Linked DNA regions of Homo sapiens: region 1 is linked to region 2. The links are chromatin loops, found by intact Hi-C in ENCODE. Cell type or tissue: dorsolateral prefrontal cortex. All regions are shown on one strand.

Region 1 (4,000 bases), 48 kb before region 2:
CTGACCAACGTGGTGAAACCCTGTCTCTGCTAAAAATACAAAAACTAGCCGGGCATGGTGGCAGGTGCCTGTAATTCCAGCTACTCAGGAGGCTGAGGCAGGAGAATCGCTTGAACCTGGGAGGCAGAGGTTGTAGTGACTGAGATCATGCAGCTGCACTCCAGCCCGGGTTACAAAGCAAGAGTCTGTCTCAAAACAAAAACAAAAGAAAACAAACCAAAACGTGATATCGAGTGGAAAAAAGCCAGTTGTTAAAGGATTTGACAGCGTGATGCCCTTTACGCGAATCCCGTGTGCCGCGTGGTTTCCGGGTGTTGGCATAGCAGCAATGGTAGCAAAACTGCGTGAGAGGCACGCAAAGCTTCAGGGAGGAGTGACCTCTGTGGCGGGGGAAGGGGCGCAGGGCGGGTGGGGGAGAGCTGCAACTCTAACTTTCATCTCCTTAAAGAACACTCCAAAGCAAATATGGAAAAGATGAACATTTGTAAAATCTGGGGGGTGGTACAAGGGTGTCTGGTACATGCTGAACTGTTCATAGCTGGAAATCGTGAGTGTATTTTGACAGGCTCACTGCTGTGAGGATGCTGTAGGGAGAGGCCTGGGTTGAACACCCCCATGTTGATGGGGATGCTGGTGTGCCAGGGCTCACGGGGCCTGTCACACTCCCTCAGTGACACACGTGTGAACACATATGTGTTCACTGCCCCTTGCTCTCTGCCCCAGACCCCAGCAAGCTGATAAGAAGGCCCAGGTGTCCCCACTAGACCTGGTGCTAGCACGAGCTTCAGACCTTCCCATGTGTGGGGAAGCCCTCACCCACCCGGCACGCCGACCACAACGCAGCCCCCAGTGGGTCTCTTTCTTTTGCTCCTGTGGCCATTTTTGGCCTGGCTTGGGAAGCCAGCCTCCTCTCCCGGAGAGCCTCCTTCTGGAAGGGCAGGGCCAGGTGGGTCAGGCCTCCATCAGCTAGCACTGGCGCCCTTATCTCTTGGGCTCAGCCTCAGCTCAGCCCCAGCCCCTGGGTGAACCCTCTCCTCGCTGAGAGCTTGCAGTCTGGCCTCCCTCTTCCCACCCCCATCCACGGCTCTCCACTAGGACTGCCCTTCAAGGCCTTGGTGGTAAGAACTGCCCCTGACTGCAGGAGGCAGATGCTCATGGGTGGGTGGGGGACCCTTTCTCCTGGGCCAGCTAATCAGTCCTCACAGGTATGTGGCTCTGGGCATGCACAGCAGCCCTAAAACATTGGGGGGAGCAAACTGTGAATCTGCAGAGCTTCGTCAGCGGCTTGCCTCAGCTGTCACCAGGCAAAGGGGCCCAGAGCACCCTTACACTTGGTGGCATCTTAGGTTCCATGGAGTGTATGGCAAAGGCCATCTGCAATTGTGTGACGACAATTGCGCACAGGCCTGCCAGCGTCACGCGTCCTGTGCATGCGGTAGTTACAAAAACTACCCTGAAGGTTTGCTGGGAGGGTTCACATCGGACCATGTGAAATTGCCCTTTAAGAGATGTAAAACAGCCAAATGCTGACAATTTCATATGGTTCATTTGAAAAGTAAAACAAACTAGGCCGAGCGCAGTGGCTCACGCCTGTAATCCCAACACTTTGGGAGGCTGAGGCAGGCAGATCACGAGGTCAGGAGATCGAGACCATCCTGGCTAACACAGTGAAACCCCGTCTCTACTAAAAATACAAAAAAATTAGCCAGGCATGGTGGCGGGCGCCTGTAGTCCCAGCTACTCAGGAGGCTGAGGCAGGAGAATGGCGTGAACCCGGGAGGTGGAGCTTGCAGTGAGCTGAGATTGCGCCACTGCACTCCAGCCTGGGCAACAGAGCGAGACTCCATCTCAAAAAAAAAAAAAGAAAAAGAAAAAAGAAAAGAAAAGTAAAACAAACTAAATCTTTTGCAGTCTCCCCCACAACATCCATCTGGATAAGAAGTTGGGTTATTACTCCCCCCAAGCCCGGGGAGTGCACGGGCATTTGCAACCTTTTGCGGGTGGAATCGCACACACGGGAATTTCCATGGAGAGAAGGTGGCGGCAGCGCTGCATGGTCGCTGCCGTCCAGACGGGGTCTCCCTTGGTCCGCGATCCTCTCTGGGCCTGCTCGCCAGGCGGCCTCAGGAACGGAGGCCCACAGGCTGTGAAGCTGCAGGAGAGCTTTCCAGCCCCACTGCGAAGGGCTCCGGCCTTTTCCAGTGCCTCCGGCCAGGCCTTTCACTGCCTGGTCTCCATACGGAGAGCGGGTGGCTCTGATCCTCCCTGGGGCCGATCAGCTTGGCAGGAATCGGCTGCATCAACAGCCTGGCTGGACTGGTGGCTGATGGCAGAGATTCAGGTACCACGGAGAAGGCAGGAGCCCTGCCCAGACGCAGGCAGCGTCCCAAGAATGGGCTTCTCCAGCCTGATGACCACATGTCAAGCCTGGCGGTGAACACACTGCCCTGGGCTGTCATCTGCCTCCAGCTTCCTGCAAGAGGAGTGGTAGGGGGAGACGTGTATACCTGGGGCCCTGGCCATTCAGAGTGTGGGCCCCAGACCAGCAGCATCAGCACCACCATAGAAATGCAGAGTCTTGGGCCCCTCACAGACTTCCTGGACCAGAACCTTCATTCGAACAAGAGTCCAGGGGACTCTGATGCATGTGGGCAGGTGGGGCAGCCTGGCACACACAGAACCACTGGGCAGCAGACAGAGAGTCTGCAAAGCGCACGTGCTCTGCTGTTCCACATTTTGGGATTTATCGGAAGGAAGCAGACACACACACACACACACACACACACACACACACACACGGAAACATCTGGAAGAGTGACTCCGTGCTCACCGCAGATGTCACGGCACCCTGGCCATGCTGGAGGCTCCCGTTTCCTCTTCTCAGCAACCCTGGGAGGCGGCTGCTCTGACAGGGAAGAAACTGAGGCTCTGGGGCCCTAAGGAGCCTCCGGCTGCCCAGCCAGAATGAGGTGGCATTAGGAGTTTAATTCAGACAGCCAGCTTCTAGACCGCTTGTCCCCACCACCCTCCTCAGCAGCCTCCATGTGCACACGGTCCCTGCAATGGCGTTATTTACAATTGTGAGGCAGTGGGGCAATCCCAGCTCCAGCACCGGGGCTGCCTAGGAGCGTAGGGCCTGTCTACGCGACTGGTGTCCTGGTCTCTACTTTGTGGCATGAGTGCCACCTTCCCTTGTAATACGTTCATGTTCTCTTTACCCAACTCTCCAGGAAACACACAGAGCTTCCAGGCCAGTGGCTCTGCCATTCCCACCTCTTGAGGCTTCTGTTCCCTTTCCTGGGGGTGCCTCCGAAGTGGGATTGTGTGGACGCAGCGCAGTCGTGCTTAGCCCTGGTCGTGCCTCCCGAGCGGGGCTATGTGGATGCAGTGGAGTCACGCTCGGTCCTTAGTCCTGGTACACAGTTGTGCATGGACAGGAGGGACTGCTGCTGTTAACAGGGACAGTCACTTACATTCACAATGTGCACACAACCTAATTCTGTGCAGAGAGGAGGGGGTGATTTCTTCTTCCCATTTGACAGGTGACAACTCAGGCTCAGAAAGGCTGTGTGACTTGCCCAAGACCACACAGTTAGCAAAGGGCAGAGTCAGGACTGAACACAAATCTTCAGAGCTCACTTCGGGCTTCCGGAAGTTCTTTAGTTCTTATTCAGTTAGGAGATTCTGAAACTGACGTGACTGCTTGCCAGCCAGACCCAGCCTTCACGTCAGAAGCAACTACACTCGCCACTGGCCAAATGAACGCACTGAGCTTCTACAGTGGTGTCACGCGCCAGCCACACAGGTGAAGTCTGCGTCGTTTTATTCTTAATTGCATTCCCGGCCCTGACCTCATGTTTCTTGGATGAATACTGAGTGAGCTGTTGAATGTTCAGGGTGGAGGGTCTGGTATGGGGGCAGCAAGGGTGGGTGGGGCGGGGGTCGGAGCATAAAGAAGAGCCTTGATCCCACCCAGCTCCCCACCTGGCGAAGGGCAGAG
Region 2 (4,000 bases):
AAGAGTGCTGAGCTCCCGGGGTAGTGTGTGGATGAAAGGTGACCTCCGCCTGCATGGAGCCATGGAAATGTTTCCCCTTTTCCCTCCACTGGACTCTGGGACAGTAGTGGGAGCCTGGGTGGGGGCTTTTGCCTGCCAGAACTCATGGGTCGGGGCCGCACATGAGTGAGTGTCTCCTGGGCAGGGCTGTGGCCATGAGCTCAGGTCTTTAGTGGGCTCCTTGCTCCTCCCAGCAAAGCGTTCACCTTGCCCCACCCTGGGACCTCTCAGGTGCTCTTTGGAGGTGTTGACCTGGGGCATCTGTCCATGGCCCTGAGGAGGTGGAGCACCTGGTGAGGGCTGCGCTCTCTCCAGCTGGGACCCCGGGCTCCGAAACTAAAGTTTTGGGAAGAGTGTCAGCTGACGGGTGGGGCTTCAGAGGAGGAAAAGAAACAAGGGTGTGAGATGTGCAGGCCCTGGTGAGAGACAGGCAGCAGCAAGAGCCTGCCAGCCATACTTACCCACAAGGCCGGCTGAGGGGCTGTGCTGGCCCAGGGCTCTGGCTTTCGGACCCAGACAATGCTGCTGACCAAGCAGGCCAGGCGCTGAGTGACTGTCCCAGCGGATCTCCGAGCAGGGTCCCTTGAGCATTAGGAATGCAGCTTCTCAGGCCATGCCAGCCTGGCAGAACAGGAAGGGAGGGGTACAGCCCTGTGGGGACGCAGCTGTGGCTCGAGTGACACCTGCTGGCGGCCTCATCTCATCCGCTCTCTGCGAGTCTGTGGTGGTTCTAGTCGGCGTTTCACGGGCAAGGTTTAGGGGGTTTGTTCCTCAGCTGGGGTCCACCCACGTCTTCCGACTTCCTCTCTCAGTGTTTGGGCCATCGGTGGGTGAGGTGGCTGCAGCAGAGCCGGGGGCTCCTGTGTGCGGAGGCAGCACCGACATCCACTGCAGCCACACCCTCCTGAGAGGGTCTGGAAGGAAGCAGGGCACCCTGCGAACCCACCTTCCTCTGGGGTGTCTTCCGGGGCCCCAGGGCCAGGGCAACTGGAGCAGACAGGACATTATCTAGCTCTGGGGGCCGTGCTGACCGAGCCAGACCCTCGCGGCGGCCCACAGAGATGGGCAGCTTGCGGGGCAGCTTTGTCCCCCCGACACTGGGTCCTGTCTTCATGCACACAAGCCGCCTGTTCTGCAGGTGACCAGTTAGGTTCGATGGGACAGGCTTTGGGAATCAGCGGCTTGGGTTTGCCCCCCACAGCCTTGGATCTTGACCTTGGGAGAGGCCTCCACCACGTGCCCTGGGGTGGGGTGGGGGCGGGGGCGTCCTGCATCTGCGCCGTTCAGCTCAGTTGCCCTCAGCCGCGGTTGGCCGCCAAGCACTAGGGTGTTGCTGGCACAGCCAAGGAACTGAGCCCAGACTTTTTGTTTACTTAATCAAGCATAAATGCAAAGGGCTGGGGGTGGCCGAGCTGATGGTGCAGGCGTGTGCGCTCAATAGCTCCGTCACAGTGGCTGTCGCTTTATTGAGCAACCGAGGGAGCGAGGGAGAGGAGCAACTGCGGCGAGCGTGGAGGCCCAGCCCGCAGAGCTCCCGTCTGGGGGAAGCCCTGTCCCTCACTGCCTGTTCCCGGCGCTTTGGTGCCCTCTGCTGTGGGGTGATGAGGTCAGGCTACGCAGGCAGTCACGGCAGAACTGAAGGCCGTGTGCTTTCGTGTAGCCAAACCCCTTTTCTTACTGATATCAGTTATAAAATCAGAGCTATGTTCCCACCAGGGGCAAAAATCCAACACCGTGCAGTTGCAAACACGGGGCAGGAAAGACTCCGGCGACCCTCATTACACTGTGCCGGGAGGCATGGCCAGAGCTCCGTCAGTTCATGCGTCGCTTAAACCTAGAGGTGGGTGCGATTGTCACCCTATCTTACAGGTGTGGAAACTAACTCAGCTCCGAGATGTGACTGACCTTCCCCGGCCATAGTACGCGCAGCGCAGTGGGGCCTGGACGCGGCTGCCTGGTTTCAGGTCCACACGCTCCCCAGCACTGCCGGCCAGGCTCCAGCATGACGGGGGTCAGGCCTCCACAAGGCCCTGTCGGCCACGGGAGTTTGCTGCGAGATCCTGGGTCCCTGACTGTGTTCTCAAAGCCCCTAGGATTTGACCAGCCGTTCTTTTATCTTAGGAGTCGGAAATCTTACATCTGTATTTTTATTTCGCTGTGCTTCCGCCCCCTGCTCTGCTACCCTCACCTCACTACGTTGTTTTATTGGCATAGTATAAAATTCACATTTTACAATATGCAATTCAGTGGCACTAGCACATTCACGGGGTTCTGATCATCAGCTCTATCAGGTTGCAGGCCACTTTCATCACCCCAAAACCCCAGCCCTGTGAGCAGCCATTCCTGCTCCTCCCCGGCCATCATCCGTCTGTCTCTGGATTTACCTGTTCATGTTATGGGGGAGAGAGAGAGAGAGAGAGAGTGTGTGTGTTTGTGTGTGTGTGTGTGTGTGTTTTAAATGAAGGCTTGTGGTACGGGGTCTGTTCTCATTTTGCGCCGGTGTTGGGCCTGAAGTGTGTCCTGTGTGCATGTCTCTGACCCCCGGAGTCATGGGACCCAGTCACGTGCTGCGCTGACGTGGAGTCCGAAGTTGTAAAGACAAAGCTGGGTGAGACCCTAGTGACTCACAGGCCCTTCTGCTCTCCTTTCCAGATCTGGGACTTTCTCGGGGACAACCCTGGGATAACAGCCACCACTGGAGTCTATGCTTGAAGGCCATTCCGCCTCGTGGTGCCCTGGGCGAATGTCGAGGGAAAGCAGACTCCCTGTGCCCCCGGGGTTGGCTTCTTGCTCAAGGATTCCAGATGCTGGCCTCCTGGGTGGTGTTCCCATGCCGAGCTCCAGTTGGGGGTGTGACCAGCACCCCGTGCGGGGGCTGCTGGTGTTCTGTGTTGTCAGAGCAGTGCTGTTTTGTGTTTTTCTTTAAAAAAAAAATTTTTTTTTGAGATGGGGTTTCACTCTTGTTGCCCAGACTGGAGTGCAGTGGCACAATCTTGGCTCACTGCAGCAGCCTCTGCCTCCTGGGTTCAAGCAATTCTCCTGCCTCTGCCTCCCCAGTAGCTGGGACTACAGGTGCCCGCCACCATGCCCTGCTAATTTTTATAGTTTTAGTGAAGATGAGGTTTCACCATATTGGCCAGGCTGGTCTCGAACTCCTGACCTCAGGTGATCTACCTGCCTGGCCTCCCAAAGTGCTGAGATTATAGGCATGAGCCACCACACCCGGCCTCCTTTTAAAATTTTAATTTTTAATGAGATGGGGTCTCACTATGTTGCCCAGGCTGGCTTTGAACTCCTGGCCTCAAATGATTCTCCTGTCTCAGCTGTGTTTTGTGTTTGCTCCAGCCCTTTGCTGGTGAACAGACACGTTCACTGGACACCTAAGTGCCTGGACCGTGGAGCACAGGGTGGGGGTGCTGTTCATGGCCGGAACGCCAGAGGCTACTGGGGAGACACAGGAGCGACCACCATGATCCACAGACCAGGACTGTACAGAGCACTTGAAGGGGCGGCCTCAAGAATTGTGCCGGAACAGTGAACATGAGGGCTCCTGGCTCCCCTCTGAGGACAAGGGTTAGGTAGGAGGGGACAGGGGCAGGGCTGAGGTGGGTCGGCTTGGTTCATGGCAGGGCTTGGGGAGTGAGGAGAGTGAGGAGTACCGGGACCCGGGGTCCCTGCTCTGCTCACCTGCTGAGAATGAGCCAGTGTTGGCCTCTGGTCTCCATGTCTGTAGAGAGGCTTCTCTGCTTCCCCTCCTGTAGAATGGGAACGACAACATCCAGCCATAGAGTGCTGAGAATTCAGGGACAGGACACAGCGAAGGTGCCCCAGTCCCCCTTCCTGACCCCAGCCTGGCGTCACCCTCTATCCAAGGGAAGAAGCAGGGATCTGCCTACGAATCTCTCAGGATGTGAAGTGTGGCCCCCAGCCTGGTGCCTTTGCAGTGGGCCCAGGACGGAGG

What was found. Hi-C counts contacts between places; a loop is a spot of excess contacts. Peaks named below come from ENCODE experiments on the same cell type or tissue, not always from the same donor. Only the 100,000 strongest peaks of a DNase experiment are listed, where the experiment ranks them.
Region 1: it touches region 2 in a loop (2.4-fold over the local background); 55 of 110 quality-filtered maps call a loop at or near these places.

What each region holds. Positions count from the first base shown.
Region 1 is chr16:87,586,865-87,590,864 of GRCh38, forward strand. No RefSeq gene overlaps it. Among named protein-coding and RNA genes, the nearest start is that of JPH3, 14 kb to the right of the region's middle. In dorsolateral prefrontal cortex, a CTCF peak has its summit at 2,080; DNase peaks (open chromatin) are centred at 2,097 and 2,371; H3K27me3 peaks cover 927 bases.
Region 2 is chr16:87,634,952-87,638,951 of GRCh38, forward strand. All of the region lies in intron 1 of JPH3 (junctophilin 3), which reads left to right. Among named protein-coding and RNA genes, the nearest start is that of JPH3, 34 kb to the left of the region's middle. RefSeq lists an enhancer at 767-946. In dorsolateral prefrontal cortex, CTCF peaks have their summits at 726 (motif pointing left), 1,606 (motif pointing left) and 1,806; DNase peaks (open chromatin) are centred at 710 and 1,600; H3K4me3 peaks cover 1,421 bases; H3K27ac peaks cover 257 bases.